Regions from separate parts of the Homo sapiens genome. Here region 1 is linked to region 2. Evidence: chromatin loops called from intact Hi-C (ENCODE). Cell type or tissue: endothelial cell of umbilical vein. All regions are shown on one strand. Links, peaks and the distances in the headings refer to the core of each region. The heading gives the core; the rest is flanking DNA. Region 1 has its middle 40 kb from the start of MMP12. Region 2 has its middle 56 kb from the start of DCUN1D5.

Region 1 (2,930 bases), core at 246-2,745, 120 kb before region 2:
CACACAGCTTCTAACTGGCAAAGTCAAGATTCAAAAACAGGAGCTAACTCTGAAGCCTAATTTTCTTAACCACTTTGACAGTGAATTGTCAAAGGACATTCTATTCATTTATATATTTTTTAAAATTACTGAACGTTATTATGTACCAGACATTTTTCAGGCACTGAGAATGCAGTGATGAATGTAGAATGAAATTTACTTTTTATTTAGAAATGATGAACCCTGTATGATATCTTCTCCATGGTATTGAAAATTTTAGAATTTGGTTAAAATCATACTTGAGAATAGAAAGAAAAAAAATTTAAACCAGAGGTAAGCACAGACCATACATTCGAAAATTTTGGCCTATTTTAGTGGCTCACGCCTGTAATCTCAACACTTTGGGAAGCCGAGGTGAACAGATTGCTTGAGTCCAGGAGTACAAGACCAGCCTGGCTAATATGGCGAAGATCCTATCTCTACCAAAAAAATATAAAGAAAAGAAAATTTTATCGATACAAAGCCGTATTCTAAATGGAACTTAATGATACATAAATTGCTGGGTATCAAGGGAGAATATCCAGGAGAGTTTAGGTTATATCGTTGTTTGGATTTTTTTAAACTTTTTGTTACATTAATTTTTTTATTAGTTTATTTTAAGTCATATTCATTGAAGTATAATTTACATACATAATTATGTATAATTTTCATACAGTAAAATATGTATAATTTTCATACAGTAAAATTTATACTTTGCTGAGTGTTGGCAAATTAAGATGCAAACCACAAAATATAAACCATCTAAGGGGTTATGTCAGCAAGATAGCAGAATAGGAAGGGCCAGACTCTACTTCCCTGCGGGGAGACACTGAATCAACAAGAATACATAAATCAATTCCCTTTATAAGAAAACCAGAAACAAGTTAGGAGGTTCCTGCACTTCAAGGGAAGGCAAAACCAGCCTCACTAAAGCCAGTAGAAAAACTCATGGCACTCACTCACCATAGTCCTTTCTCCCATTTCAGTGTGAATTATCAAAAGAAAACTTCTAGCTACTGTCTTCTGCTTGCGGAGGGAAAGAGAAGGCTAGACAGTACATCCAACATTCAGACTCTTTAGGGGGCTGGTCAAGGGACTGGTTTCTGTCTTGCCTGAATCTAAGTGCAGACAGGAAAGAGTGTCAGGTTGAAGGCTGCTAAGAACAAAGGTGAAGATTTGCAGCACTCACTTGATGTACTTGCTCCTCCTGGCTCATTGTAAAATAAGTAGGAGAAAACCACCAACTCCTGGCTTTTCCCTGGGGAGGAAAATTACTGGAGCATGTGTTCAATGTTCTAGTTTTTCAGGGAGCTGCCAAGGGATTGGTTTCTGTCTCACCTGTCTCAGAGCACTGACAGGACCTGACAATATAGAGATGTAGGGACCACTGACAACAAAAGAATTGGGCAGCTTGATACTGCTTAGGAGGACCTGTGGTATAGCAGATAGAGGCCAACACAGCTCCATAGCCTCCTCGTTGGGGTAGAAAGAGAAGAATTCCATGTATGTCCATGTTCCAACTATTCTGGGAGCTGCCCAAGACACTGGTTTCTGTATCCCTAGTCTCACAGCACTGACAGGACCTGGAATATGCTAGAAGCCTGGAGGTTGCTAAAGCCAAAACAGAATGGGGCAGCTTGAAGCAGCTCCAGAAAATCTTCAGTGTTGCAGACAGACACCAGAGGGAGCAAGAGATCGTGAGCTCCTCCAAAAATAAACTGGCAAATCCCTCTAATTCAGAATTTATGTGCTCAAAGACAGAGATAATGCACCCACAGAAAAAGTTTGAGAGACCCCCAGAATCTCTAGCTGGGATAATTGGTGAGGGTATTTTCCTGTTCAAAGTCAGCCCATAAAGACTGGGAGAGGTGGCTGTTTTTTCAAATGTGTAGATCCCAACACAGTTACAAGGCATACAAAGAAACAGAAAGCCTGGCCCAATCAAAGGAACAAAATAAACCTCCAAAAAATGATCCTAAAGAAACAGAGGTATATGAGTTGCCTGAAAAAAGTCAAGATGTTATAAAGATGCTTAAAGAGCTCAAGAAAGTGATACATGAACAAAATGAGAATGTCAACAAAGAGAAAATATAAAAAAGATCCAAACAAAAATTCTGGAGCTGCAGAATACAATGTGAAGTTACAGTGGAAAGATCTTCCTCTATGAAGAAAGTGGGCCCTCACCAGGCACCAAATCTGCTGGCACCTTGATGTTGGACTTCTCGATTTCCAGAACTTTGAGAAACAAATTTCTGTTGTTTATGAGCAACACAGTCTAAGGTGTTTTGTTATAGTAGCCCAACAAATTAAGATAAGGGGTTCGACAGCAGACTTAGTCAAGCAGAAGAAAGAATCAGTGAACTCAAAGACAGATAAAATAGACTTTAAGTCAAAAATCATGACAAAAGACAAAGAAGGACATTATTTATTGATAAAAAGGTGAATTCACCAGCAAGATAAACAGCTATAAACATACATGCAACCAACATCCAAGGACCCAATTATATGTAGCAAACATTGATAGAAGTGAATAGGGAAATAGCAGTACAATAACAGTGGGAGATTTCAATACTCAACTTTTAAAAATGAGAAAACATTATTCACATGCAAAAAATGTAATTAGACCCTTATCTTATACCATACACAAAAATCAACTCAAAATGGATTAAAGACATATATATATGACCTGAAACTACAAAAACTCTAGAAGGAGACATAGGGAAAAACCTTGATAACATTGGTCTTGACATTGATTTCTTGGATATGACCCTAAAACCACAGGCAACAAAAGTAAAAATAGACGAGTGAGACACCATCAAACTAAAATGCTTCTGTGTAGCAAAGGAAGCCATCAACAGAGTCAACTTATGGAATGGGAGAAAATATTTGCAAACCATATATCTGATAAGGGA
Region 2 (2,930 bases), core at 130-2,629:
TGTATTTTATGTTTTAAATTACCCTTTGTCTGTCCTACCTGTCACCAATATTTGGCCTAACTTGCCATTTACCTTTTCATGTTGTTTATAGCCATATAGTTAAGTCTTTTTATTCATGCTTCTCCTTTTGTGTGAATTTATTATATTTTAAATTAATTACCTTTACCTATATTATTTTAATCTTAATGAAAACTATAATAACTATGAAAAGGACAGTGTTATTCATCTTTTAAAGCTTATTACACTGATATCAAAAGATTAACTTTTTAACATTCACAAATTAGTAGGTTACATTAATTTTCCAAGGTTAGAGGCATTGTTGAGTCTGAGATACTTTGATTGTTTTACAAATACCTTTCACAGATCCTGCACTCAAGGAGGAAAAACTGATAAATGAACTTAACAAAGCTTCAGAGGTATCTGAGGGGAAGTACAGAACTTCACATCTGTGGAGTGATCAGGTCACTGACTGATCACAGTGGTAGTAGTAGTAGTAGTAGACACAGTGGTACATCACCCATTAATTTAGTTACTGGTTGAGGTAGAACTCACAGGGCTGCAATTAAAGACTCTCTTAACATTATTTTTTGGATTTTATGATTCACACATTTTTTTTCTATTAATTGAAGACTCAGAGATTACATCTTGTCCTTTGAAAAACATCAGATGAAGTAAGCCAATTTTCTAAGTGTAAATTCATACATTTCTTAACTGGAAAAAGAAAAAGCAGCACCCCAAATATAAAAGGTATTATAATTTTGGATAAACTATTAGAAAGGCTGGCATGTGGAGCAAAACATGACATACTATTAATGGTACCCTTGGACTGACAGACTTATGGTAAAGTTTATGAATTCATATGAAGAAATGCAGCTACTAATTACTTTCAGATGAAGATACCATTAAGCCATTGAATTAGTCAGCTTGAGCTGCCATAACAAAAGCCACAGACTTTGTGTCTTAAAACAACAAAAATTTATTTTTTCACAGTCTGCAGGCTGGAAGTCTGAGATCAGGACGTTAGTTGGGTCCAGTTCTGAGGAGGACTCTCTTTCCAACTTGCAGATGGCCACATTGTCGCCTTGTCCTCACATGGTGGAGAGAGAACACTGGGTCTCTTCCTCTTCTTATTATAAGGACACCAATTCTATGAGATAAGAGTTCCAACCTTAGGTGTCATCTTCAATACAGCCACATGGGGGAGTCATTCAACATATGAATTTTTCAAGGACACACTTCCGTTCTTAACAGCCTTTAAGAGAATGACACATATTTTCCACTACAGAAGATATTACTAGTTAGCAAAATTTTACAGGAAATAGCTGAGGATTGTGTTTATGGTTTAAGCAAACAAGATGATGACATTTCCTTAAGCTAAACATAAATGCTGATCAATGGCCTCATTTAACTCTACTACCAGAAAACCAGCCTAAGACAAACCTGCCCTCTCTTGTGACAAAACCCAAACTACGACTCAAGAATTAAATGCTGATGGTAAATACAATAGAGTTTGGAATGACAACAGAATGTTCTCCTAAGCCTCCTGAGAAACACAGAAGACATAAAATATCACAAGTCATCATTATTCAGAAAGATCCCTACAGAGATCTCTGTTGCAATAAATTCTCTAGAAGGAAAAGGGTCTGCATTTGGGGATAACTGACCTACTCATTTGTCAATGGAATTTAAGTAAAATGTAATTTTATTGGTTGGAGAGATTTTGTGCTGCTTAGGTAGAGAGAAAATATGTTTCTTTCTGTGTTTTTTTTTAATAAAATAAAATCTTGGAGCTCAAAATTTTATTCAACATACTTATACTTTTATTCAACTTTGGTACAAAAACAGGAAGAAGTAAGGTAGGAAAGCAACTGAATAAGAACAGGAGAACTAAAGATAAAGAGGAGCCTATTCTCAATAATGCATCTGAATAAACTGTTTAACTTAAAAAGATTGATTGAGCAGGGAAAGGAGCAAAATGGGAAGCAAAGAAGGAGAAGATGATGATGGAAGAGAGATACTTGCACAAATGTACATCCCATGGGGAGGAACACATGGTAATTAGGAGGTCATGAAGCAAACGTTTAGAGAAAGTAATTACATAAAAAGTATAGGAATAATCCAGGAAAGAAATAGGTGTTAAATAAAAGTAAGTATGGATGATTTCACTAAAAACAAGTCATATTAGTGTATCTGCTTTTCTTCTATAATGGTTATTAAATCAGTAGATCAAGGGAATGCTTCCAGAGATTTAGGACAAATATGACAAAATCTTAGTAAATATCCTTATGAAAATAAAAAAGAAAATGTAAGTTGGATGTTGGCTAAATTATATGAGCCATGTATCTAGTTAAATAATCATGTTCAAAGCATATTAATTAATAGACATATGTCAGTTCATTCATTCATTCTTCAATTATAAACTCTTATTAAGCAGCAAATATTTGTCAGGCACTATGTTAAGCCTTAGAGATACTAAGAAGATCAAACTGTGGTCTCACAATCTATTAGGAAGAAGCAGGGCTGTCACCAATAACTGTGATAGGCTGTTCATTAACTATGACAATAATAATCTAGCTTAAAGAAAAATCTTTAGTGAGAAGAAAAGATACTTCCAAAGCCTTAATCTTATTCACCATTTTTACCAATAATGTGGCTAATGCCAGCAAGAACTTGCTTACTATTTTGCAGATGTCATAGAACTTGTGGAAATAGTTAGACATTGGTAGATCAAAATAAGAAGTCAAGAAAATCTCAATGGATGGGAATAATGGGCTAAAACCAGTAAGATGAATTAAATATAAATTAATGTGGTGATTTACATTGAGGTTAAAAGAACACAACCACGTGAATACAGTACTTGGAAGACGTAGCTTGACAGCAGCTAATATGAAAAAGACCTGACTCTCAGTCAAACACAAACTCGATATAGC

The links. Peaks named below come from ENCODE experiments on the same cell type or tissue, not always from the same donor. Only the 100,000 strongest peaks of a DNase experiment are listed, where the experiment ranks them.
Region 1: it touches region 2 in a loop (3-fold over the local background); 1 of 110 quality-filtered maps calls a loop at or near these places.

What each region holds. Positions count from the first base shown.
Region 1 is chr11:102,913,258-102,916,187 of GRCh38, forward strand. No RefSeq gene overlaps it. Among named protein-coding and RNA genes, the nearest start is that of MMP12, 40 kb to the left of the region's middle. In endothelial cell of umbilical vein, for the core only: a CTCF peak has its summit at 1,685 (motif pointing right); a DNase peak (open chromatin) is centred at 1,684.
Region 2 is chr11:103,034,949-103,037,878 of GRCh38, forward strand. No RefSeq gene overlaps it. Among named protein-coding and RNA genes, the nearest start is that of DCUN1D5, 56 kb to the right of the region's middle. In endothelial cell of umbilical vein, for the core only: a CTCF peak has its summit at 1,210; a DNase peak (open chromatin) is centred at 1,253; H3K27ac peaks cover 447 bases.